Regions from separate parts of the Mus musculus genome. Here regions 2, 3, 4 and 5 are each linked to region 1. A link is a loop called in an ENCODE intact Hi-C map of the cell type or tissue named here. Cell type or tissue: heart. All regions are shown on one strand. Region 1 holds the start of Sart3 (squamous cell carcinoma antigen recognized by T cells 3). Region 2 overlaps Ssh1 (slingshot protein phosphatase 1). Region 3 holds the start of Mmab (methylmalonic aciduria (cobalamin deficiency) cblB type homolog (human)). Region 4 overlaps Coro1c (coronin, actin binding protein 1C). Region 5 overlaps Ssh1 (slingshot protein phosphatase 1).

Region 1 (5,000 bases):
CAGAGCAAGCAGGTGTGGGTCTCCCTGGCCCCCAGGAGCTCAACGGCCAGAACGCCTGGATCCTGTGGAGCAGGTGGCTCTGTTAGAGCTGGCTGGCGTTGTGAGCATCCAGGACTGGGCCCCGTGAAGGTCCACACTGTTCTAAGACAGGGTCTCATGCAGTCTGGGGTGGTCTTTCAATTGCTAAGTAGCTGAGGGAGACCATCACACCCCAAGCCTCCTGTCCCTTCCTTGTCTGAGCTGGGATTACAGGCTTGTGTGCCCTGTGCCACCATGCCATGTTAGCGTGGGTGGTTTCATAGCTGCTGGATCTCAGCAGTTTCAGCTCTTAAAGATTTTGATTTCTAAGCCTCCCTCGGACGCGGCTGTCTCTGCCTTCCTGTGCATGCCCGTCTGGACTCCTACTTGAAGCAGGAGATGGGACAAAACTGTGAATGCCGCACAGCAGCTCTCAGGGGACCTTGGTGACCTCAGGGACATCAGGGAGAGCCCAAGACTGCCTTTCAGTTCTGTGGCTGGGCGGCCTGGTGCTGATCCTCATCTACGGAACTGACAACCAGTGACAGCAGCGACTGACACGTTGCCTTAAGCAACAAGATGGCCTTGAACTCCCAGCGTGAGGAATGTAACCAGGGCTTAAAAAACTGGCTTTTTTCTTTTCTTTTCTTTTCTTTTCTTTTTTTTTTTTTTTTTTTGAGTTCCTGCTGGGTGTCCCAGGCAGGCTTTGAAGTCACCATCTTTATCTTCCTGCTTCTTGCTTTGCTGCGACTCATGAGTAGACTCTCCCAGAGCCAGGGTCACAGGGAGTTCTGATTTAATTCCATGTTTTTTGTTGAGACAGGTCTCCTTACGTATCCCGTGCTGGCCTAGAACTCACAGAGCTCCTTCTGCCTCTGTTGGGCTTTACTGCTCCGGGATTAAATAGCTTTATGACACTTGTGAGTGGTCTTACCGTTTTCCCCTTTACCCACTCTGTGGCTAAGGAGCTGGAGGCAATGGCGGAGCCGCAGCCAAATGTTTTGAATCTGGCGTCCACAATCTTCCCCTTTTCATCCACCTGGATCTAGAAAGGAAACAGAAGCTAAGCGGCCACAGCTGGACCTGTCCTTGAGAGCTGGGACCTTCTGGAGGTCCACAGTGTGTGTTCCACATGAGCCCTGGCTAGTGTCCACTCCAGATGCTGTGACATTGGTCACCGTGATTTGTTTCACAGAGCTTGGTGACAGAGAGTGAAACTTGGGGTCCACACAGGTCCAGCTGGCACAAAGGTAGGGAAATGGTGCCCCTCACCCCACTTGGTTGTTTTCAGCCCTAGCCCGCTGTATGTGAACTCCTGTTTTGCAGAGATCTGTTTACAGCTGCTGCCCCTGTTAGCACCTCAGGCGCAGAGAGAGAGAGAGAGAGAGAGAGAGAGAGAGACAGAGAGACAGAGACAGAGAGACAGAAAGAGACAGAGAGAGATTACCTGCAACCATGGCTCCATCAGTACCTTTCTCTGGGGCACCAACTATAATTAGCGGCTCTTTCCTGCTTGCCATGAAGGAGGCTGAGCTAAAGCTATGGCTGACTGAAGCACAGCCTGCCACCTCCCTCTGCCCCGCTTCCTTTTCCTGGAGAGGTTTGGTTAACACAATATTCCTTTTCTCACTGAAAGCGCTAGCTCCTGGTGGCCTTCACTTGGTCAGAACAGTCACAGAGTCTTTCGATTGCTCGGTGAGAGCAGGATCTACACTGATCAGTGAGGTGGAAGATAAGGTCATCTGTTTCAGAACGAGACCCGAGTCTCTACCCTCATCATCCATGTCAGCCACTGATCCCTCCTCACAGGAATACACAGACAGGACAAAAATGCTTTGTGAGGTCTTGTTGGGGTGCAGGTAGTAATCCTTTCACCCAGTCAGTACCTGCAGTTTCATGACGTCACCACATGCCGGAGCCCCCACCAATCCGGTTCCAACATTTTTAGATGTCTTGTCAAGGGATCCCACGTTCCGAGGGTTTTCATAATGATCCACAACCTGAAATGGCAGATCAACAGAAATCGCTACGGTCTTTACTCTCTCTCTCAGATCAGCAATCTGTATGGGACAGAGGTGGGAGACCCATGTGTGACCCAAACTCTTTCTATCTCCTCCCCAACGACCTTTGTATCGAAGATACTGTCCAAGAAACCGGTGAAAACTCAGACACATCTTCCTTTCAGGGGGCTGTCAACCAGAAGTAATCCCCTGACTCACACACTGTACCAGATCTGGGCTCAAAGCACAACTTCTCTTTTTTACCAAACACAATACACAAAGAGAAGTATGCACTTACAAAAAATCCCGAGAATAAAAACAGCCCCAAATGGAAGAGTTCCCCAGAAGTTTCAAGGTCAGAGATGAGCTGGAGGTTGGGGAACGAACGAGTCATTGGTGGCTGTAAACATAAACACAGCGCTACCCTGTGGCAGGAGCGCCCCCTGGTGCCTTAAGGCTGCCAGCCCGTCAAGGTCCTGCAGCTATAATGTCAACAAAACAACCTTCCCTTTGGGGTAGAAGGCCTTGGGCAAGAGCACCCAAGCCAGAACAGAACAAGCAGCTGTTAAAGTCAGGGACACACTAAGATTTAATAACCGAGCTTTCTCCCGCTAGTTACCAGGAGGCACCCTCATCTGCAGATTGAGTCTAAGCCCTGAGCCCCCATAACGCATCATCTAATCAAGGACTTTGGGGGGGGGGGGAGGGAGTGTCTTGTACATCTGCGGTAGCCTTGTTTTTCGGAGTGAGTCTCCTGTCAAGAGGATTTTAACGTCCCTAAAAGCGTGGGGGCCCGCAAACTACTCTTCTTCTATACTTTCTGCTCCCTACCAATAAACACACAACTGAGAACCGAAGTTTTAATGTTGGGCTAGGTGCTTGGCTGAGCTCGAGGCCATCGGCTCCTAAAAGAGTAAATAAATCGCCATCAGTGGTTTCCCTTGGTTGGACCGAGCGCTCCACGTACGGGGACTTCAGAAGACTCCTGTCAGGTCTGAGAGAAAGGATGGGAGGGGACCAGTGACTTGATCAAGGCCATCTGGCCAGGGCAATGGCTTAGCTGGGGAGGACGCTGGTGCTGTCGAGTGTGCTCAAGCATGCGTGTGTGTGTGTGTGTGTGTGTGTGTGTGTGTGCGTGCTGCCCCTTGACCCCCGGCACGACATACCCGGACCCTCCCTTCTGGGCTGTCAGCCTTGGGACACTCGGAGTGACGGCCGCGGCGGGGCAGAGGCGGCCGCGGGGCTCCTCGGTGCTGGTGATCTGCGCAACGGCGGCAGGTCCCCTCGATGGTTCGCGCACCCCCTCGCCCGCCCATACCTTCTTGTGGTAGAGCCTGGCCGGAGCCGACAGCTCCCGGGCGGGCAGGCGCGGGCTCCGCAGCAGCAGCGCCGACGCCGCCCGCCTCAGACGGCCAGCTCCCGTGGCCGCCGCCATCCTGCCGGCTTGAGCTGCGTCGACCTCGGCGACGCCGGAGGGATGGCGCGCCCGTTCGACGTCACCGCAGCTCGGCGCTTGCGCTGGCGTCTCGGCCCGGCTACGCCCCCTCTGACCGCGCCCTCGGAAGGGGCGTGGCCAGGCGCAGAGCGGGAAGGTCCGAAGCGGCGTGCAAGGTTGTCTGGTGCTGCGATGGGCGTGGGGATGCTCGGTTTCAGGCGTGTTTATGATTCGATCATGCATACGTCCCTGGTAGACTTTTGTTCAGGCTGTGGAGTTCCTTTTCTTTCTTTCTCTCTCTCTTTCTTCCTTTTTTTTTTTTTTTTTTTTTTTTACTAATTCCGAGGTAGCCGTTTCACCCATGGAGCAAATGCATATTAAGTGTACTCTAGGTGTCACTAAAAAAAAAAAAAAAAAAAAAATCCTGGGAGCAAAACGGACGCGATTTCTGGCTCGTTAACCTTGTTGATGAAGGGGAAAGGCAGTGCAGAGGGAAACAGCAACGCTTTTCCGACCTCGAGAACGAGGGGTATAAGAGAAACGAACCCCATCCCTCGACACCTACGTTTGTTTTACCGCCATGCACATCATTCCGAATCAATACTTATTGTAATGTATTATCATTGACTATAAAAATCCACAAAAGCGACTCGTTTAACACAACTACGAGGTACTAGGTGTTACAAAGGGGAGGGAGCTTTATTCGAGAGATGAGACTTTTCCCATGAGATGGTGCATCCGATCGCGGAGGAACTGCAATCTTGTCCGCACTTGAGGGTCGGTTGCCGGGAAACAACCACGCACCGGAGCCGGCCGAGCCTTACAGAAGGTCTTTAGTCCAAAGCGACGACTTTGACCTTCCTAAGATGGCGCCTCGACCTTAACTACGGACATCACGCACGCACCACTTCAGCTGTGGCTGCCACTTCCGGCCCAAAGACCCGACAGCTGTCCACGGTTGTAGCCGGACGCAGGTTATGCTCGTGAGCCTTTTCTTCTGACGGTGGCGTCTGGAGGCGCTAAAGGATAGCATCAGCGGTGGATTCTCCACAGCTTCCTGCTCCCTGAGGCCGTCCGCGACGCTCCCGCTGGTGGCCGAGCGGAGTTTTGATCAGGCAGACGCCGCGGACAGCCCGATGCTCGCCGGGCTTCGGCGGGCGAGGGAAGACCCGAGAGTCGCGGGCTGCGCAAGATGGCGACGACGGCCGCATCTTCGGCGTCCGAGCCGGAGGTTGAGCCCCAGGCCGGGCCTGAGGCCGAGGGAGAAGAGGATGAGGCGAAGCCGGCCGGTGTGCAGCGGAAGGTGCTGTCCGGCGCTGTGGCCGCGGAGGCGGCGGAGGCCAAGGGCCCCGGATGGGACCTGCAGCGGGAAGGCGCGAGCGGGAGCGATGGGGATGAGGAGGACGCCATGGCTTCCTCCGCCGAGAGCTCCGCCGGGGAGGACGAGTGGGAGTACGACGAGGAGGAGGAGAAGAACCAGCTGGAGATCGAGCGGCTGGAGGAGCAGGTTGGCCGGCCTGGGTGGCGGCGGCGGGCTCCCTTCCTCC
Region 2 (5,000 bases), 180 kb before region 1:
TGTACCTGGGCAAGCCACTGTCAGACCCGTGAGGACGTGAGGGGTCGTGGGGGGGGGCTCCTCTCTCTCTCTCTCTCTCTCTCTCTATATATATATATATATATATACACACACACACACACACACATACATATATAGTATAGATGTTTAAATGTATAGCGGCTTCCTATACCTTTTCCTCCTAGGCCAACCGAGGGCGAAAGAACTGAGCGCCTCATTAAAGCCAAACTCCGGAGCATCATGATGAGCCAGGACCTTGAAAATGTGACTTCTAAGGAAGTAAGACACCCTCCCCCTCGCCTACCTCGCCCCCTAACCCTTCCCTTCCCCTTCCCCTCCCTCCCTGCTTCCCCAACCCTCAGCCCATAGGAGGCACACACACACACACACACACACACACACACACACACACACGTGAGTTTGTCTTCACCACAGAGGCAGGCTCACGATCTCTTGGGTTTTTTATGTGTGCATTTATTGTGCACCCTGGAGGCTCCCCCACACTTTGCTCTGCCGTGGTACCAAGTCTGTGGAGGGCCCAGGCTTAGAGTTTGGCTTTAGTCTGATTGCAAAAGACCATAGGCAGCTCGACTGCCCTCCCTGAGCCCTGGGGACAGCTGTAGAAGGTCCTTGGGTTCCTCCAAGGAACCTCAAGTCTTCTGCGTCCTCTACTGCATTTGTGTGTCCCCTCGCTGCATTTGTGTGTCCCCTCGGCCTTGTGCTGGACAGGGGATGTAAACCTCAGGCTTTTCCCTATGCCTTTTCAATTTCTCCTTGGTCAGTTTTTCCTTTGTCAATAATAATAATAATAATAATAATAAATATAGTAAAAGATGTTGTGGGAGCTGGAGAGATGGCCCCTAGGTTAGGAGTACTGGCTGCTCCTTCAGATCACCTGAGATCCATACCCGGTGCCTTCATGGTAGCTCACTGCTAAAACCCTCTCCAGGAGATCTGGCGCCCTCTTCTGGCCCCTGCGGGCATTGCAGGCACATGGTGCACTGCATACACTCAACCGAATCTAGAAGCCAGGCATTGGGGCACACACACCTTTAATCCTAGGACCAGGACAGAAGTTCTCTGACTTCAAGGACATTGTTATCTACATATTGAGTTCCAGGCTAGCCAGGGCTACCATTGTGAGACCCTGCCTTATAAAACAAAAATCTTAAAAATATATAGTTTTTGGTTTATATTTATTTATTTATATACTTAACTGGGGCTGGGAATGTGGCAACATGAGAAATGCCCATTTATTTGTTGTTTGTTAGTGTGGGGTATTTTTGAGTCGGGGTCTTCCTCTATAGTTCATACTGACCTGGAACTCACCTTGTGGCCCCCCAGGCTGACCTCAAACTCAAATTCCTACCTCAGCCTTAAATCTTCCAGGTCTTTCACTGGTTAGTACTTTTTTAAAAATCACGCTGTGGTGCCTTCTCCTACAGGGGAGCGACTTTACCTTCTCACTGCAGTATATTTGGTGCTTAATTGTAAACCTGTGTTTTAAACTCGATAGAAAAAAAAAAAAAAAAACCTTAGGAAAAAACAGATTTCTTTGTTGAGGACAACGGACTTCCTCCTGCTGGGTTAAGTTGGAGGTGGAGTGACTGAACTCCGGAAACCCACACAGATGTGCTACCCGTGTCTAAACGCATCACCCTGGGCCAAAGAAAATGAGGACAAACTCACACTCTTTTGTAAACCAGTCACACAGTTCCCCCTGTGGCTTCATGCCTGTGCTGAAGTGGGCTCCTGTTGGAGCAGATCACTTCTGATAGGCTCCACCCCACATCACTCCTGTCTGTCCCGCCCACAGATCCGAAATGAGCTGGAGAAGCAAATGAACTGCAACCTGAAGGAGTTCAAGGAATTCATCGATAACGAGATGCTGCTCATCCTGGGCCAGATGGACAAGCCCTCCCTCATCTTTGACCATCTTTATCTTGTAAGAAGCCTAGCTCTAGTGGGACCGGGTTTGGGGGCCTAATTTTGGGACTTGGATTGGGGACCATGCTCAGAGACACGTACAACCCAGATGAGGCTGTGCCTTAGCACCTACCAGAAACAAAGGTAGCTTACTTGTTCCTCTCTGAGCCCACTGAAGGATGCACTCTTCCCCTCCCCCCACGTCTCCTGTGCTTGGTGTCTCCAGACCGTAAATATCCGTAGAAGGCAACTGGCCAATCTTCAGAGGCAAGCAGGTTGCTAAAATTAGCTAGGAGATCATGAAGTTGAATGGAAAGACCCAGCCAAAGCAGGGCAGTGGTGGCGAATGCCTTTAATCCCCATACTTGGAAGGCAGAGGCAGGTGGATCTCTGAGTTCAAGGCCAGTGAGTTCCAGGCCAGCCAGGGCTACACAGAGAAACCCTGTCTGGAAAAAACAAAAAGGAAGAAAGGGAAAAAAAAAACAAAAACAAAAACAAAACATCAAGGCCAACTTCCTGCCCTGTGCCCTCCCACTCTACTGAGTCAACTTGTCTCTTCCTTCATAGAGCGGTTAGGATGACTAAGTGAAGTGCATTCTGGAGCCTGCAAGCGCAGGTTCTGTAGGCCTGGTTGTGGGCCATAACTGGCTAGAAGAGAAAGTGTCTCCTTACGGGAATTGAAGGACGATGGCGTTAGCCACTGAGGGGAAACTTCAGTCTTCATAAATAGATGTTTGTGTATACATACATACATACATACATACATATGTATACATACACACACACGTGTGTGTGTGTGCTTTAAGTAGGTTTTGAGACAAGCTCACTCTGTAGCTCAGGCTAGCCTAGAGTTTGTGATCCTCTGCCTCTGCCTCCTGAGCATTGAATGTATAGATTTTTATGTTCTTGTTTTTATGTGACTCTCCCTGCATGTACAGGTCTCAGGCTATATCCACTGAGATGTGAGAGTCTGGGTTTGAATAACTTGAAAAGGCAGAGAGGGTATGTGTGTGCTGGCTGGCCTCCCTGAGAACAGTGAAAAGCCGCCTCCTCCACTCTGTCCACTAGGTGGCGGTCACAGCCAAAGGACTCACAGCCTTTGTGGCGCTTGTGAAGTCTTTCCATGAGTGATAGTAAAGGAATTTTATGCACGAGGCTGCCCCTGAGATGTGAAAATCCAGCTCACGTTGCTTGATGATCAAACCCTGAGCCCCAGATGACCTGGGAAGCTCGGGAGAGGAAGTTGGCAGGCAAGGAGACGGAGATATGGAGACAGGGATGGCCTTGCCAGGACTGAGGTGGCTGCATTTTCAAGAGCATCCCTGGTTGCTGTTTGTGTTTCTATTCGGTGCTCCTTGACTAGAAATAGAGACGTTTTTAATGATACAGTGTATCCATGTATCCAGTCAGACAGCTACAGACTTAGAAACAAATCATTTTAAAGGAGAAAAAAAATATTTCCAGCTCCCACAGGGAGGTTGTCACCCACAGCATTTTGCTGTTAGTTTGTTGTTCAGTTTTTTTTTTCTTCTTTTATTATTATACATAAGTACACTGTAGCTGTCTTCAGATGCACCAGAAGAGGGCACCAGATGGTTGTAAGCCGCTATGTGGTTGTTGGGATTTGAACTCAGGACCTTCGGAAGAGCAGTCAGTGCTCTTACCCACTGAGCCATCTCTCCAGCCCCTGTTGTTCAGTTTCTTATAGGGCTAGAATTGGAACGTGGGCCCCACACTGGCTTTCTCTGATGCCTGTGTAGAAAGAGGAGGCTGCGCCTGTGCTGTTCCAAGTAGACTTTGTCTCTCTGGTTTGTTTGTTTGTTTGTTTGTCTTGGTTTTTTCTTTGAGTGTCGCCTACTTGCACCACCGTGATGATTATTTTACTCATGGCAATCTTCTTGCCTCTGCCTCCTGTGTAGTGGGATGGTTTATTTTGAAGTGCCCATCATTGGGATCTGTGGTCATTTGTGTTACTAGTTCCTGGGAGCACTGTTTGAAATTCATAATTACCGCGTCAGAGGGTGGGAACTTTTTATTTTTATTTTTATTTATTTATTTTTTGAGACAGGGTTTCTCTGGGAACTTTTAAAGTATCAAATACCTACCAGGAAAGGGACCCAGGGTTCCTTCTGTATCTAATGGTGAGGACGACACAGTGGGCTATGCCCATGGCAGAATAAGAAGACTGGGGGACATGACGCAAACGTCTCTGAAGTTGGGGGATCAACAAGGCTCTGTTTCCTCTCTGTCACCCTCAGTGATGCCCAAGGGCCTCAGGAACCTGCTTAGACTCCTTCCTCTCCCTCTCCTGGTTCTTTTCCATCCTTCCTTCTGCTCTGAGGCTGAGGCCCCACTGTCACGTCCCCCATCTGTGCCGAAAGCAGCTCTGAGACTGGAGTGTGAACACTCACAGAGCTTTGTATGATCTGTCCCCCAGGGCTCCGAGTGGAATGCATCCAATCTGGAGGAGCTGCAGGGCTCAGGGTAAGTCTGCTCCCGTCTTCCCCATCTCTCCAGGCAGCGTAGGTAGCCACTGCCTTGGCCTGCCCGCCTCATGGCCTCTGTCCGGTCTCTGCAGTGGCTGGAGGGGCTCATGTGCTTCAGAGTACTACACACAGTAACCCATGATTTGTAGATCCTTCCTGGAGTCTTAGGTGATTGTGGGGGTCTTGGAGCAGCTGAGTCACACCGGGGAATGTAGGACAGCCTGGCCCTAGGCAGGCTCTGAGCTCCTTCCCACAGCCCCACTCCCCAGAAGAATTGCCGAAAACCATTGTTGGAGAGTTACTGTAACAAACCATTGCATGGACACACACACACACACACACCCCTGTTGGCCTTGTATCGAGTCAGCAACTCTGAGAACTGAGCCACCCCTGGTAATCCTTTGGTTCTTGGTGGGAATCTTCTCGTGACCGAACAGTCATCGCTGGGCAGGAACTTGCCTGTCTCTGAGAAGTGCTCAGTAGCAGGAGTGAACCTTTGAGCTAAGCCCTTCAAGGAAGCTGTCACAAAACCACCGTTCTGTGGTCTGATAAGCTGGCCTTCTTGAACCAACTGCAGTTGAAAACTGA
Region 3 (5,000 bases), 670 kb before region 1:
AGCTCCAGAGTTTATTACCACTGCTGTTGCCAGTAGAAACTGACATGAGCTCAGGCATGGACTGCTTGCCTACTCTGAGGACGGCCATGTGTTTGATGCGTGTGGGAACGCGAGGTTTAGATAAAATCTTGCAGGAGAAAGAATCCTTCCCGGACCTCAAGACCACAACCAACCTGTCACAATCACAAACGCGGCTGCCGGGACTCACCTGTTAACGCCCTGTGTTGCACGTTCAAACAAGAACTTCTGCAAGGCAAGAGTCATGTCACAGAGTGGTTTTGCTGGATTTATGGGTGCATGCATTTTTACGTTGTTATAAATAATGCAAAAATCACCCGGGTTCAAGGCTTCACTGGCCACCCCACTGCACACTAAGTAGCCCAGTCTACGGGACCCTAGTCTAGGGGAAACTGTCCGATCTGAGGTCGCCGAGCGCTCAGATCGAGGACACGAAGGCAGAGAACCGCGGCGCCCGGCCCGGGGTGTCCGGGACCCGGTCCTCACGCCGCCCATCCCGCAGCCCAGGCTTCTCACCTGCCCCGGCCAGCGCCCAAGTGAGCTGAAACCCGGGCCGCAGCTCCCGGTCTTCTCCATATCAGATGGGAGAGTTCCAAGGAGGCGGGTGTGTCTTCCTGAGGCCAATCAGAGAGCTGGAGCTAAGGGCTCCTTTACAGATTGGGTCAAACATTAACCAATGGGAACTTCAAGCAAGCCGAAATTGCCTCGCCTCTTTCTACAAGTAATCCAATGGGAATCAAGAGCTGGGGAGTGCCCCGCCCTGGTGCGAGTGCCCCAGGCCAATAGGAAACAGCGATTGAGAGGTGGCGCGGCCGGCTGCGGGGCGGAGTCATCCCCGGGCCTGGACGGGTGCCTAGCCGGGTCAGTCTTGGATGCGTTACCGTGCGCATGGCTGTGTGGCTCTTTGGGGGTCGCCTCGGCCTGCGCGGGCGTCTCAGCGCCTGCAGACTGCTGTGTCCCCGTTTCCAGAGCCGTGGCCCTCAGGGCGGGGAAGACGGGGACAGGTGAGTTTCAGGCCTGGAGAGTAACTCAACACGGAGGAGGAACGGTTGTTTCCGTGGGTACATCACACCGATGACGTGCTCTATGTGGCCTGACGTCACTGGGCTCGTCATGGCGTCAGAGGCCAGGATTTCCTCCCCAAGTTCTAACGGAGTCTAGCTGTGGTCAGTCAGGGCAGGGGCATGCTCTTGTGGGTTTTGTCCGGCCTCCCCAAGCAGTTTGTTTGGATTAGGATTAAGACACCAGGAAGACATGGTAACACTTAGAAACTTGCATAGGGACTTGCAGACTACCATGACCTCATGATCAGCGTTCCCTGTCCAGTCCTCTGACTTTGAAATAATTTTGTGAATTCACATTTTAATTTTAAGTTATGCACTGCTAGTTGAAAATGGCAGAGTCGGGGTTCATTCGCAGTCCTCAAAAAAAAAAAAATTAAGTTAAAATAGCATTTTTGAAATTCCATTTTGACAGTGTATTTTTTTTTTTCCTTGACACTGAAAAATCTTAGAAAAGTGCAAGTGGCCTAGTTTTCTTTCCCCCAGAAGTGCTAACTTCTGTGTTGGGGTTAGAAGAGACAAGAGTTTGGGGAGGGTAATGGACCAGGTCAGGCTTACAGTAGAAGGGTTTTGGGCATGAATCCCAGCCCAGTCTCTTCCTGGAGATCTAGGAAGTTGAATCTTTGTGGGCTCCAGTTTCCTCAACGGAGAAGCGTATGGCTAACTTTGGGAGTGTGGGAGAAGCTGAAGGGCAGTTCCAGGAGCTAGCGGCTTTAGCCCACTGTGGAGCTAGGGCTACATGGAGTGACCAGTTAGTCCTTCCTGCCAGTATTTGCCAAGAATCTTTATTGAGCAGTATGCTACAGCAGCTGCTGTACAGGTAGAGACAGGGACAGGAAGCTGTCAGGAAGGGGCAGCGGGGAAATGGCTGACGGGAGATTGCCATCCCAGAGGCAGAGAAGTGCTGCCCCTGAGGTTGCAGACTGAAAGCTGGGCGTCACTCCCCGAGGCGCAGCCGTTCCCACTTACCACGCCTTTGTGTCTGTTTCTCATCAGGCTGCAGCCGTCCTCGACGGCAGCCAAGATCCCCAAGATTTACACCAAGACGGGAGACAAAGGTAGGCCACGCTGTAGCCATGTGACGGGTCTGAATATACATCATAAGTGTGAAGCCACAAGAAAGGTGCACTGTTCAAGTGTTCAAAACAAGTTGTAGCGCTGCTACAATGGCTCAGACTGCTCTTCTAGAGGTCCTGAGTTCAATTTCCAGCAATCACGTGGTGGCTCACAACCATCTGTAATGGACTCTGATGCCCTCTTCTGGTGTGTCTGAAGAGAGCACCAGTGTACTCATATACATAAAATAAATAAATCTAAAAGCAAAAAGCGGGGCTGGTGAGATGGCTCAGTGGTTAAGAGCGCTGACTGCTCTTCTGAAGGTCAGAACCACATGGTGGCTCACAACCATCCGTAATGAAATCTGACGCCCTCTTCTGGGGTGTCTGAGGACAGCTACAGTGTACTCACATATAATAAATAAATAAATAAATAAATAAATAAATCTTAAAAAAAAAAAAAAAAGCCAAGTTGTAAGGAAGCCAAGTATAGTGCACACCTGCAATCCCAGTACTTAGGAGCTGAGGTTGGAGAGTCACAAGTTCAAGACCAGCTAGGTTGATGTACCAAACTCCAAGGCAGCCTGCTCTACATAGTAAAACCCTGTCTTTTTTTTTTTTTTTTTTTAATTTTCGAGAGAGGGTTTCTCTGTATAGCTCTGGCTGTCCTGGAACTCACTTTGTAGACCAGGCTGGCCTCGAACTCAGAAATCCACCTGCCTCTGCCTCCCGAGTGCCGGGATTAAAGGCGTGCGCCACCACGCCCGGCTTAAAACTCTGTCTTGAATGATGGGAATGACACGTGTGGGGTTGGAAGTGTAGCTCAGTGGTAGAGTGCCCAGCTAGTATTCTGAAGGCCCTGTGTTCAACACCAAGACCAAAAAAAAAAAAAAAAAAAAAGATAAAAAGAGTGTGGGACAGTGTAAGGCCTCCGAGTCATGAGAGACACAGTTCAGGGTGAGCCTGCTCTGCTCACCCACAGTGGGCGGCTCACACCTTTCTATAACTTCACATCTACAGGGATCCATTGCCTCTGACCTCTGAGAACACTTGCACATACATACATACATACATACATACATACATATACACACACACACACATATCTATATATACACATATACACATACACATATATATACACATACATATACACACATATACATAACATGCATACACATATACAACATACATACAGACATATATACACATATACATACATATACATACACAGCATGCATATATACATATACAACACTTGCACATACATACCTACATATACAACATCCATATCCATATATATATATACATATACACACACACATATATACACATACATATACACACATATACATAACATGCATACACATACACAACATACATACAGACATATACACACATATACGTACACAGCATGCATATATACATATATAACATGCATACACATACACAACATGCATACATACATGCATACACACATATATACACAGCATGCATATACACACATACATACTTGCAAACATGCATAGACATACACATGCATACATATATATATAACATGCACACACACATATATAACATGCATACACATATACATACATATATACTATGCACACATAAATATGTATATACATATATATGTGCATGCATGTATGTCAGGGTATCTCTGCATAACCCTGCATGTCCTTGAACCTCACTCTGTAGACCAGGCTAGCCTCGAACTCAGATATCCGCCTGCCTCTGCCTCCTGAGTGCTGGGATTAAAGGCGTGCTTCCACTGCCCAGCCCAAATTTAAAAAAACATAAAAAGAACTTTTAGTTGATTTGGATTAAAACGTGTATGATGGTAAGCATGGTGGAACAGGTATGTAATCCTGGTACTCTGGAGGCAGAGGCAGGAGGATCACTGTAAGTTTAAGCCTGGGCTATAGTGAAAGCTTATCTCTAAAGAAAAGAAAAAAAATGTGTGTGTATTGTGTGTGTGTGTGTGTGTGTGTGTGTGTGTGTGTGTGTGTGTGTTTGTATTTGTATGCCTGGTCTACATAGCAAGTTCTAGGCAAGCCAGGGCTACATAATGAGACCTTTATCTCTAAAGAAAAGAAAAAAATAATGAATGTGTATTCAGATATGTCTTTGGGATTTCTTAAATTGCAACTTATTTAGAGTGTGTTTGTGTGTGTGTGTGTGTGTGTGTGTGTGTGTGTGTGTGTGTGTGTGATATGTGCCTATATCCCAATGCATTTGAGGTCAGGGAAAAGCTTGGGGAAGTTGGTTTTCTTCCACCATCCGCTTCCCAGGGATTAACTTGGGTCATCATCAGGCTTGGCAGCAAGTGTCTTTACCAGCTGAGCCATCTTGCTAATCCTGAAAGATTTTATCTTTGTCTGGTAGCTAGGAGAGAGATCTGATATGTGGGAGAGAGAAATACAGAAAAGTTCACACACTGTTCTTCTATTTTCCAATAATAATAAAAATGTATTGCTTCAATATTTATTAAATGTAATGTAATGGAGAAATAAACTACTATGGTACCATTTCTGAAGTTTTAGGACCATACAGATCATTAATAGTGATTGTGTTTGAGTTATATCCTTTCATACTAAAGTGTATACACACATACACACACCCCACACTCATAGGATGTACTTCCTGTCACCGAGCTGTATGTGAACAAAACGTCAGAATGATAGATGTTTTTTCTGCCACGTCTATGTTGTTACCAGAACGGTGGGAAAACATGTGTATAGAAGTGACAGGTGTCAGATGGTGGTGTCAGTGCTACACCGGACAGGTTCGGGGACAGCCTCAGGTCACTCACAGACGGGGCAGTGGGCTCACTATGGCCCGGCAGTATCTGCTAGATGGG
Region 4 (5,000 bases), 71 kb before region 1:
ATAAAGGAGGATTATTCAGGAGAAGGGAAGGAGCGAAGGGGTAAAGGCAGACAGACAGGGACAGAGAGCTGTGAGGGGAGCGAGGCCGACTGGGAACACGTGGGGGGTGGGGGGGAAGAAGTCTGTGTAGATGGCTGAGTAGGTTGCTCTGTCGGTAAAGCTCTGATCTTACTTACAGGCCTAGGTTAGCTTAGGTCCCAGGACCCGTGGTTATCTCTGTGGTGCACATGGTAATCCCAGCGATAAAGAGATGGCAGGTGGAGGAGACAGCAGCCTGGGAGCGCCCATCAGCCAGCCTGCCCTGTGTGGCAGTGCTCCAGGCCAGTGTGGGACCCTGTCTGGAATAAAAAGTAGAAGGCAGGGTCAGCAGGATGGCTCAGTGGGTAGACATTTGCCACATAGACCTGATGGCCAGAGTTGGATCCAAGGGGTCCTGCAAAAGCAGGAGAAGGGGACTGACTCCATCGTGCTGTGGCACACACACTCACATGCTAACACATGCAGAGGTAGCAGTAAGCCGTAAGAATGACAAGAAGGTGGAAGGGGCCTGCAGGCCAGCCCCGGCAGTTATCCTGAGTTCCCATGTGTGCCACGTACAGTGCCTGTACTGGCAGGTGCTGCCTCCTGTGAGGTGTGTGTGTGTGCTCTCTTGTCTGGGGACACAGTGGAGAGTCACTGGGGCATGGCTGTGCGGTCCCCAGCACTTGGCTTGGCTACAGCCATCTTTCACTGGCCTCTCCTGCTTACAGTCCCCAGCTGCATGGGCAGTCGCTCTTCTCTGTAGAGGGCACACCAAACTGCTCCTAGCCTGCAGCAGCCACTGAGCTGGTCAGTGGGGGTGATCTTCAGATCCCACGGGTGCTGGAGGGAACAGTCTGGGGGCTGTCAGTCACTCACTCTGTATCTTTGCCTTTGTCTCCTTTGAAGATTCTTCAAGCTTCATGAGAGAAAGTGCGAGCCCATTATCATGACGGTCCCCAGGAAGGTAAGTGCCTGAGTGTTTGGGTTTGGTCTTAGTATGCATGGCTGTTTTGCCTACATGTGTTGCTGTGCACTGTCTCCATGCCCACCTGGTGCTTGCGAAGGTCAGAAGTGTGGGGTCCCTGGAACCAGGAGCATCATGAGGGGGCCAGGCATCAGACCCAGGTCCCCTGCAGGACAGCGAAGGCCTGTGACTGCTGAGCCCCCTGAGTTTAGGGCTTCTGTTGCTGTGATGAGACTTCACGACATTCGCAGCTGTCAGTCACACTGCCTTGCTGAGCTCATTGTCAGGGCAGGAGCAGATGCAGCGGCCATGCTGGGACACTGCTTGCTCCTCATGGCCAGCTCAGCACCCAGGCCCACCTGTCCAGGGCTGGCCCCACCCACAGTGAGGCGTGCCTTTTCTCATCAGTCACCAGGCAAGACAATGCACCGTGGGCTTGCCCACAGGCCGGCCCGTTGGAGTGGTTTTCTCACTGAGGTTCCCTCTTCTGAGTGCTTTGTAGAACTAACACAAGACAAGCCAGCAGCACCCTGTCTCTGCAGCTCCATGTCCCCAGTTCTGAAGTGAAAACTCAGGTCCCTGTGGTGTGCATGCCTCTTCCCGCTATTCCAGATTGTGGGAGACAGTAAAGGTTGAGACACATCCCGTGGGGAACGCTTGTCCTGCATCCATGCAGCACTGGACTCGGGCTCCAGCCTTTCTTCTCGCTTACCAAGCGTTCTCCACATGCCTCTTCCAGTCTGACCTCTTCCAAGACGACCTGTACCCTGACACGGCAGGGCCGGAAGCCGCCCTTGAGGCCGAGGAGTGGTTTGAGGGGAAGAACGCGGACCCCATCCTCATATCGTTGAAGCACGGGTACATTCCAGGCAAGAACAGGGACCTCAAGGTGGTCAAGAAGAACATCCTGGACAGCAAGCCGGCTGCAAACAAGAAGAGCGAGCTCAGCTGTGCCCCCAAGAAGCCCACAGACACGGCCAGTGTGGTAAGGCTCTGGGTGACTGTGGTGTGCTAGGCCAGCCAGCACTGGCTTTTGTAATGCCTACTGTGTGTCTGAGAGTGGACAGGACCCCTGCCGGGCTAAGGGAGGCAGGAAGGGAGTGTTCTTAGAGAAGGAAGTGGTACACATAGCACTGGATTCACGATGTGGGGCTAGCAATACAACTACTTTGCCAGGAGCTTAGGGGTCTGAGGAACCTACCACCAGAGGGCACTGCTCCCTCAGGAGAGAATGGCCGGGAGGGGTGTGGAGAACCAGGCAGAGCAGTGCCTTAAGCGGCATCTGTACTTGGTGCCGTAAGGTTTCCAGTTAATAAGCTCTTAGGAGACACTGGCTCTTCATCCGAGCCCCTACAGAGCAGGCTGCTCCTGACAGGAAGCAGAGCAAGGGGGCTGCAGGCCCTGGTGTGCCCAGGCTTGCCCGGTGAGGGCTCTGCCCAGCAGCTGCAGGTGGAGGACCGGGAAGCCACTTTGAAGCACTGTAGTTGGCTTGTGGGCTCTTGTCTGTCTCAGAAGCTCCGTGGTGCCTTGGGAAGACCTGGTGTCCTGGGGACTGCAGCTGGCTGTCCCAAGCGTGTGAGAGGCCCCGTGAGACTCCACTCTGCGCTGTCAGAGTTAACAGAAAGGGAATGCGCTTTGTTGCTGCTGTCTGGTCACCTTGTTCTGTTTGTTTCTCAGCAAAACGAAGCCAAGTTGGATGAGATTCTGAAAGAGATCAAATCCATAAAGGAAACAATCTGCAGTCAAGACGAGCGCATTTCCAAGTTGGAGCAGCAGCTGGCGAAGATGGCTGCCTGAGGCCCGCCCACCTCCACGGACGGTGGCTGCTCCTCCTCCGCGCACTCCCAGGGAGGGCAGAGAGGGAGACACTGCCATTTGGAGACATTCCATGTCAGATCTGTCAGCCAGCGATAGGCCACATTCCAGTAAGAACTCGGTTCCTCTCCCAAATTTCCGCAAACCTGGAAGCTGAGCTTTTCGTCAGGGAGCTTTGGTGTTCGGCAGGTCTGCTGACTTGCTGAGCTTTCCTACGTTTGAAATGCCAGATGTTCTGAATTTTAGAGACCAAGCCCCCCACTTGACCCAGCGTCCTCCTCACACACCTGATGACCGGGCCAGCGCCACCTCTGCTCTGTCTCTTCCTTTTTAATGTTGCCAAAACCGAAAGTAGCTTTTTTTTCTTTGTATTTTTCTACTTTGCAGTATTTGTGGGGTTTCTTTCTTTCTTTCTTTCTTTCTTTCTTTCTTTCTTTCTTTCTTTCTTTCTTTCTTTTCTCTCCTCAATTTAAAAGGGACAGCACTGTGTATGTTTATAAACTAAATGAAGATGAGATGATTATTTTGTATAAACACTCACGAGAACAATCAGTGCAGCCGCCTGCACAGGGCTGGCTCACTCACAGCACAAACCTGGGCGTTAGTCTAACGACTGTGCAGAAGGAAGACTTGAGAAATCACGTGGACCCACCACACACTGCCCCCATTCCATTGAGTCTTCGATCAAAAGTCCTGTCTCTCTCTCTCCTTGCTCTCTCTCTCCTAGAAGTTGGGTGGTTGCACAGAGGGAACTCGGTGATTATACTCTAACCCGAACTAGCTCGCGTTTCTGCAGTTTTGTTCTCCACAGATGGTTGTGCCTGTCCCTTCCAGCAGTGTGGTTCCCTTCCGGGCAGTTTGGACAAGGGCACCCAAGGCGAGCGGATACCTGTGTGTTGACAGTCCTTGTCTACAGAGGCAGCTTGCCTGGCCCTTGGGTATAGTGTGGGGCTTGAACCCAGGCACTGTGTGCACAGCCTCTGCCCCAGGCCCTCTGTTTCCCTCGCTCCTGTCTTCCCTCCTTACTTTGCTGCCTCCTGTCTCAAGCGCCCAGCCAGCCCTCGAGGGCTCTTGAATGTTGCAGCGGAGGGAAAGGTCCAGAACAGAGTGGAAAGGGAAGTTCAGAGATCGACCATAGCTGGCCACGCACAGGCCCTCTGCCCCACCACCCAGATCAGGCTGCTACTTGCCAGCACTGGACGTGCCCTGGGCATGCCTGCTCCAAGGGCAGCAGCTAGACCTTAGCCCTACTCTAACCTCACAGCCTCATGGTGCGTGTCTATGGAAGCAGACGACCTGGGTAGTGTCAGATGGATCACAAAAGGCAAGCCTTGGCAAGTGTTGGTGCTGGTGTGGGCCCAGTGCTGGCTGCCAGCAAATGTACAGGTTATCAGGGCAGAGCATAGTATGGCAGCAGCCGCTTAGAGTGTGTGGACTGACTGGGTAGTGTTGTAAGAAAAGGTTCTCTCAGCCACCGAGATGGGGGCCGCTGGCTCCGAAGCTTCGGGGCTCCTGAGTCTCTGTAGGTTTCTGTGTCTGTCTTGTGGTTTAATGTTGGATAAGGAGATGGAGAGACCATGGCTGGAATGACTCACACTGCATTGTCTGTACGTGTGCTACGCTGAGGACTGTGTGAAGATTCACAAAGGTTCTGGGGTCCGTTGAATTAATTACGTAACAATTGTAGAGGCTGTTGATGAAGTCAGAGGGGCTGTGGTTGAGAGAGGCGGGAGTGACTGTAGTGTGTGCCCACCTGACACGCTGTGGTGGCCTCTGTTTCCCTGTGGCACCGGAGGAAGACAGTGAACTGCTCCTACACCCACTCTTATAGAGTGGCCATAGTGTTCTGTCAAAACACTCGCTTCCGTTTTCAGAGATAAAAGGCATTGATTACAGTCGTGTGCTGTGCTTCTTTCTCGCCTCACTCTGTGAATGTTCAACAAACACTTTACCTACCAAGCCACAGCCGCAGACCTGGGTTTTATTTTGTTTATTGTTTAAAACAAGGTTTCAGTACCTACCACTCAGACGCAGAGGCAGGGCCAGCCTGGTCTACATAGTGCCAAGACAGCCAGGGCTATTTAGAGAGACCCTGTCTCAAAAAGATAAAAAAGATGAGGTACAGGTACCCCAGGCTGTCTTTGAACTTGCTCTGTGGCTGTAGACAGCCCTCCCTGCCTCTGAATCCTGAGTGACAGCG
Region 5 (5,000 bases), 160 kb before region 1:
CTTGCTGATGCCCCAAGGCTGCTTGTAACACTGCAGGAAGACGGGGTTTCTATTTGAAGGCTGCCTTTGCTCCTTGGATATCACAGACCAACTCCTTCCCTCCCACACTCCAAACTTGCCAGCCTACCCCTTTACCTCTTGAGCAGATGGAGTCCTTGTGGAGATGACCACAGCTCCTTCCTGCAGTTGGCTGGCTCAGCCAGACAGCTCAGTGAGACCACAAAGTCTTCAAGGATATGTTCCGGAAGTATGCGTATGGGGGTCCTCCCACACTGGTTAGAACCAACGGAGTCCGGATGGTTTGGAGGTTGCAGCCAGGTCCCTTGGCACAGCCTGGGATTCGGGCAAGAAGGAAGAAGAGAGACCGCCATCCTGGTGAACGCTCTGGGTGTCTCCAGGATCTGGGCCAGTTCTCTCTTCATTCGTCTGGGGTCTTTGTGACCTCTGTCTCAGAACATTTCTCCCTGGCATGATTTTTTTTTTTTAAATACATGTATGTTATTTTATAGGGATTTATTTTCCCACTACTGTCAATACCAGTCACCTTAAAAAGCGATCATCCACTTATTCCTGAAACCCTGTGGGTTTCTTCCACTCTTCCCTCAGCCAACAAAAGCAAAAAAAAAAAAAAAAAAAAAAAAAAAAGGCCAAGTTTAATGACATCGCCAAGTTCAATTTCACATGGTGGGTCAATTTCTGTGTCAAAATAATTCCTTAGATTTGGTAATGATAGGCTTCCACTGTGTTTCTTAATCCCATCTGCAAGAGCGATAGGATTTTTGAAAACTTTCATTTTGAAAGAGTCAGGACAGGAGGATGAACTCAGGCAGGCCTCTCGCTCCCAGCAGACTACCTTACACCTGTTTGAGAAGCACTGGCCAATCAGCCAACGGTGCGAACAGCAGGGGGGCGGATCCCCATCTTCAGACCGGAATCCCTGGCGGGATCCTGTTCATTCCTTGGCTCTCTCTGTAAACACAGTGAATTGGCATTTAATGGAAAGGCTACTTTGGAACTCTCCCTGCTAAGCTAAGACGGTGGCAACTCCCATATTGTCTCAGGAAAAGTTTTGTTCCAGCTAGGCTTGGTGGCACACTCTCGTGATGCCACGCAGTGGATCACTGAGTCCAGAGCTTTGTAGACGCTGACCACCACCCCTCCCCCGCCCCGCCAAAAATAAAAAAGTTAGCTTTGGGAGCTGCTCCACACCTGGCTATTTTAGCTTTGTGTGTAATCATAGCAAGCAGAGGTAGAGGGATTTATGCAGCGTTGATGACTGCCATTTTCACTGAATGCCCTTGTTGAACTAAGAGCTTTCTGCTCAGCTGGATGGCCCGGGAACTTTACATAGCCCCCCCCCCCCCCAAAGTCTGAACCATGTGGGGGCCTTGCTCTACACCAACACAGAAGGCTTCCTGAAGTGTAAGGGAGAAGATACTGGGCAGAGGTGGGAGCCTGATCGAATGAACAAAGAGCCAGGTGTCTTTCTCAGATCCTCACCCCCATGTTTTCAGTGCAGAAGCCCTACCAACCACACACAGCTCATCCATGCGGCTCAGCCATGCTGGTCTCTCCGAGGTACCCAGATAGCTGCACCCCTCTGCTCCCCTTGCTCAGCAGCTTGCTCTAGCTGAAGATCAGGCCCAGCATCCTCTGCCCTTGAAGAGCCCAGAGGGTTCTACAGGATGGAATTAAGTTCTGAAAGATTAGGTGTTGACAGCCAGCCTGTATTTTTGTGCACCCATCTCAGGGACCACCCCGGAAAGCTTGTGAATCTCCCACTCTTCAGGAGCCATTTCTCCTTAGCAAGAACAAGATCACAAGAGACATCACACATCACCCCTTTAGGGAGTTACTTTCTACCTGCTGGCAAGGTTGGTATGAGAGTTGATTTCTAACCCCAATGGGCTGGCTGATACTTAGCAGGGCTCTTGAGGCACGTTCAACCCCTTCAGGGTAACCAGAGTACCTAGGACCACTTGCCTGACCCTAGCTGTGCAGTCCAGAAGAGCCAGGGAGGCTCCCAGTCCTCCCCGTGTTGGCTGCAATGTCACTGCTGGTGAGGGAGACTCTTGGTCCCACCTTCCCATCCTAACGGCTGGGTTCCTGCTGATCATAAGACCAGATGAAGGTCATTGGTGTTCCCCTATCCAAAGCCCTTTGTTTTTCTTACTGTGGAGGTGTGAGAGTCCAGTGTGTATGGAGATATATGTACATAAGTGTATGAACATAGACCTTGTGTGTGCATTATAGATCTATATACATGTAAGTGTATCCTACTCCATCAGACCTGGTGTGTGCTGTTCCTTAGCACACACTGTGGTCTCCAGCTTTGCAAGGAAATCACCCTGGACCCATCTGCAGGAGCCACCAGGGGCCATCTGGAGAAGGGCGATCCTTTGGCAGTAGACACCACAGCTCCTCTTTCAGTCCCTATCTTAGACACAGCCTCTGTTGCCCTGGCCGTTGGCCTTGCTGCATGAGAAGACAGCTGCTTCCTCCTCTACCCTGTAATTATTCTTTTTACAATTGAGTGCCTTAATAATGGTTTACAAATACTGTGTATTTATGCGCAACCGTTCAGCTCTCGTCTTTCGAGGCTGGGTACTTTTGTCTGGTCCTGGTGGTTAAGATTAGCACGTGAGTTCCTCCCTACCCCCATCCACTTGTGTTAATCTGCTCTGCAGTTGACACTGTGGGTCCTGACTACTCCACAGAGCCTGCTAGAAACTCGGCTGCTTGGTCCCCGCAGGCCATGCCTGCATGCATCAGCACACACCGCAGCCCGAGGTAGCCGGTGAGGGACATGATTTGGTTTGCCAGGTAGCACAGGGGTGGTGCAGGACCAGTACTCCCTGAACCACAGTCCAAGACCTCCCCTTAGCCCCTCAAGGTCACCCTCTAGTTTATAGAGGCTTGCCACCCCCTAACACCCTTCACACTCCCTCCTCCTCTTCTGCCTGTGTCCTGAGCTCCTTGCTGCAAATCATGGGGTACAGCTCACCCCAGAGGAGCCTCACCAGACTGCATCCTTCACCTTTCAAAGGCCACTGGCACCGGGTTCCCTCGTTGAGTCACAACTTTGATTTTTTTTTAATTGTTTTTCTCCTTGTTTTCTTTTTTAATATATATATATTATATATTTAAAAGGCAGTATCTTTTTGTACTGTGAATTTTCAGTAGAAGAGGCATAGTGCACTTTTTTTTTTACTTCTGTTGGTGTGTACTGTATATATATATAGTCTGCGCGCTTCTCGTGATGAGAATAAACACTTCGTTTATAAATGTCCTGTGTATGCTATGCTTTGCCTGTGGCACTTGCCAAGATGTCCATGTGTTCTTCTCCTGTCATTGCCGTGGGTGCCTTTATTCTTTAGATTTGTTGAACCTACTGTGTTCAAGACTCTTCACAACAAGTTGCAGGAGCTAGACCCAGAGGAGCAGCGCGGGCATCACCCCAGAGCTCTCCTTCCCAGTGCTGGGATTGGATAGGTAGAAAACACCCTGGGCCTGGTGGTGCCCGCCTTTAATCCTAGCACTTCAGAGGCAGGGGCAGGGGGCTGGAGAGATGACTCAGCAGTTAAGAGCACTGACTGTTTTTCTGACGGTCCTGAGTTCAAATCCCAGCAACCACATGGTGGCTCACAACCATCTGTAACAAGATCTGACGCCCTCTTCTGGAGTGTCTGAAGACAGCTACAGTGTACTTACATATAATAAATAAATAAATCTTAAAAAAAAAGATTTGTTTGTTTATTTATTGTGAGCCACCATGTGGTTGCTGGGATTTGAACTTCAGACCTTCGGAAGAGCAGTCAGGTGCTCTTACCCACTGAGCCATCTCACCAGCCCCAAACAAATCTTTAAAAAAGAAAAAGAAGAGAGAGAGAGGGGGGGGCAGGGGCAGACAGATATCTCAGCCCAAGGCCAGCCTGGTTCTACACAGTGACTTCCAGACCAGCCAAAGCTACAGAGTGACATCCTGTATCAAAAAAAAAAAAAAAAAAAAAAAAAAAAAAAAAAAAACCCTTCCCCCCACACTCCCCAAAAATCCCTAAAATAATGAGCTAAGTACCCAAGATGGTTTATACTTTTAGTATAAGTGCAGAGGTTTCTGCACTGGGCTATGTGCGTGGCAAGGCAATCTGTTGCAGAGGAAAACCACTGGAAATGGGGGGAGCTGCTGGGAGGAACCAGAGTGGTCCCCAGTATCCACCCAAAGGAAACAACCCCCGTGATCCTGCGCTTGCTAGACCTCACCTCAGTTAACATCAGCTGTGACACTCCTCACCGAGTGGTCTTTGAGTCACCATTTAGGATCCCAGACGCAACACCTGGTCACGGAGAGACTCAGGCTGTCACGGTGTAAAATTGTTGCCTGGCCCTAACTGTGCAGTCCAGAAGAGCCAGGGAGACTCCCACTCTTCCCCATGTTGGCTGCAATGCATCACTGCTGGTGAAGGAGGCCTCGGTCCCAACCTCCCAACCCAAAGGCTAGGTATGCCAGACACTCTGGACTTCCTGTGTGCATCAGGAGGACTCAAAGTCCGGTACCCACAGTTGCTAAAATCTTCATCAGGTCCCCTCAATTTGTCACTCAACTGGACTCACAAGAGACCGATCAGTATAAATGCATTACCTCACCACAGTGAAGCTGCCCCGTGAGCAGCCCTGATCAACTTGCCTGTAAGCCAAAACTAACCGGGAATAATTTAATGTGAAATCTTAAGCAAAAGGTTAACCTGGCGCAGTGATGCTTGCCCACTACCCCGGGACCAGGAGTTGGTCGCTATCCTTGGCTCCTTAGCAAGTTTGAAGCCAGCCTAGGATACACTGAGTCCTTGTTTCAAAAAGAAAAACTTGGCTGAAGCCAGAGCTGGGCATGGGGGCTCACATTTGCAACGCCAGCACTTGGGAGGCTGAGGCAGGAGGAATGTCTTGAGACTCAGGCCAGCCTAGGTGTCTTAGGGTTTGTACTCCTGCACCAAACATCATGACCA

Evidence for each region. Hi-C counts contacts between places; a loop is a spot of excess contacts. Peaks named below come from ENCODE experiments on the same cell type or tissue, not always from the same donor. Only the 100,000 strongest peaks of a DNase experiment are listed, where the experiment ranks them.
Region 2: it touches region 1 in a loop (8-fold over the local background); 15 of 42 quality-filtered maps call a loop at or near these places.
Region 3: it touches region 1 in a loop (7-fold over the local background); 2 of 42 quality-filtered maps call a loop at or near these places.
Region 4: it touches region 1 in a loop (7-fold over the local background); 11 of 42 quality-filtered maps call a loop at or near these places.
Region 5: it touches region 1 in a loop (3-fold over the local background); 5 of 42 quality-filtered maps call a loop at or near these places.

The regions. Positions count from the first base shown.
Region 1 is chr5:113,771,281-113,776,280 of GRCm38, reverse strand. It overlaps Sart3 (squamous cell carcinoma antigen recognized by T cells 3), which reads left to right and starts at 3,881. Exons shown (of 19, transcript NM_016926.2): 1 at 3,881-4,960. The coding sequence starts at 4,646. Iscu (iron-sulfur cluster assembly enzyme) reads right to left here and starts at 3,480. Exons shown (of 5, transcript NM_025526.5): 1 at 3,337-3,480; 2 at 1,905-2,018; 3 at 953-1,063. The coding sequence starts at 3,453. In heart, a CTCF peak has its summit at 2,460 (motif pointing left); DNase peaks (open chromatin) are centred at 2,470, 3,600, 4,360 and 4,620; H3K4me3 peaks cover 2,865 bases; H3K27ac peaks cover 2,265 bases.
Region 2 is chr5:113,952,663-113,957,662 of GRCm38, reverse strand. Ssh1 (slingshot protein phosphatase 1) reads left to right here. Exons shown (of 15, transcript NM_198109.5): 9 at 186-279; 10 at 1,817-1,945; 11 at 4,364-4,410. Among named protein-coding and RNA genes, the nearest start is that of Gm52826, 20 kb to the left of the region's middle. In heart, CTCF peaks have their summits at 973 (motif pointing left) and 2,976 (motif pointing right); DNase peaks (open chromatin) are centred at 962, 1,839, 2,152 and 3,102; H3K27ac peaks cover 2,486 bases.
Region 3 is chr5:114,439,898-114,444,897 of GRCm38, reverse strand. It overlaps Mmab (methylmalonic aciduria (cobalamin deficiency) cblB type homolog (human)), which reads left to right and starts at 871. Exons shown (of 9, transcript NM_029956.4): 1 at 871-1,022; 2 at 2,076-2,137. The coding sequence starts at 907. It overlaps Mvk (mevalonate kinase), which reads right to left and starts at 629. Exons shown (of 11, transcript NM_023556.3): 1 at 535-629. In heart, a CTCF peak has its summit at 2,382 (motif pointing left); a DNase peak (open chromatin) is centred at 737; H3K4me3 peaks cover 1,913 bases; H3K27ac peaks cover 1,219 bases.
Region 4 is chr5:113,842,131-113,847,130 of GRCm38, reverse strand. Coro1c (coronin, actin binding protein 1C) reads left to right here. Exons shown (of 11, transcript NM_011779.3): 9 at 928-985; 10 at 1,725-1,970; 11 at 2,663-4,692. The coding sequence ends at 2,782. It overlaps Gm52824 (a long non-coding RNA gene), which reads right to left. Exons shown (of 3, transcript XR_003955977.1): 2 at 177-338. Among named protein-coding and RNA genes, the nearest start is that of Gm52824, 2.9 kb to the right of the region's middle. In heart, a CTCF peak has its summit at 2,183 (motif pointing right); a DNase peak (open chromatin) is centred at 2,214.
Region 5 is chr5:113,935,382-113,940,381 of GRCm38, reverse strand. Ssh1 (slingshot protein phosphatase 1) reads left to right here. Exons shown (of 15, transcript NM_198109.5): 15 at 1-3,288. Among named protein-coding and RNA genes, the nearest start is that of Coro1c, 29 kb to the right of the region's middle. In heart, no CTCF peak of the experiment used is centred here; no DNase peak of the experiment used is centred here; H3K27ac peaks cover 1,742 bases.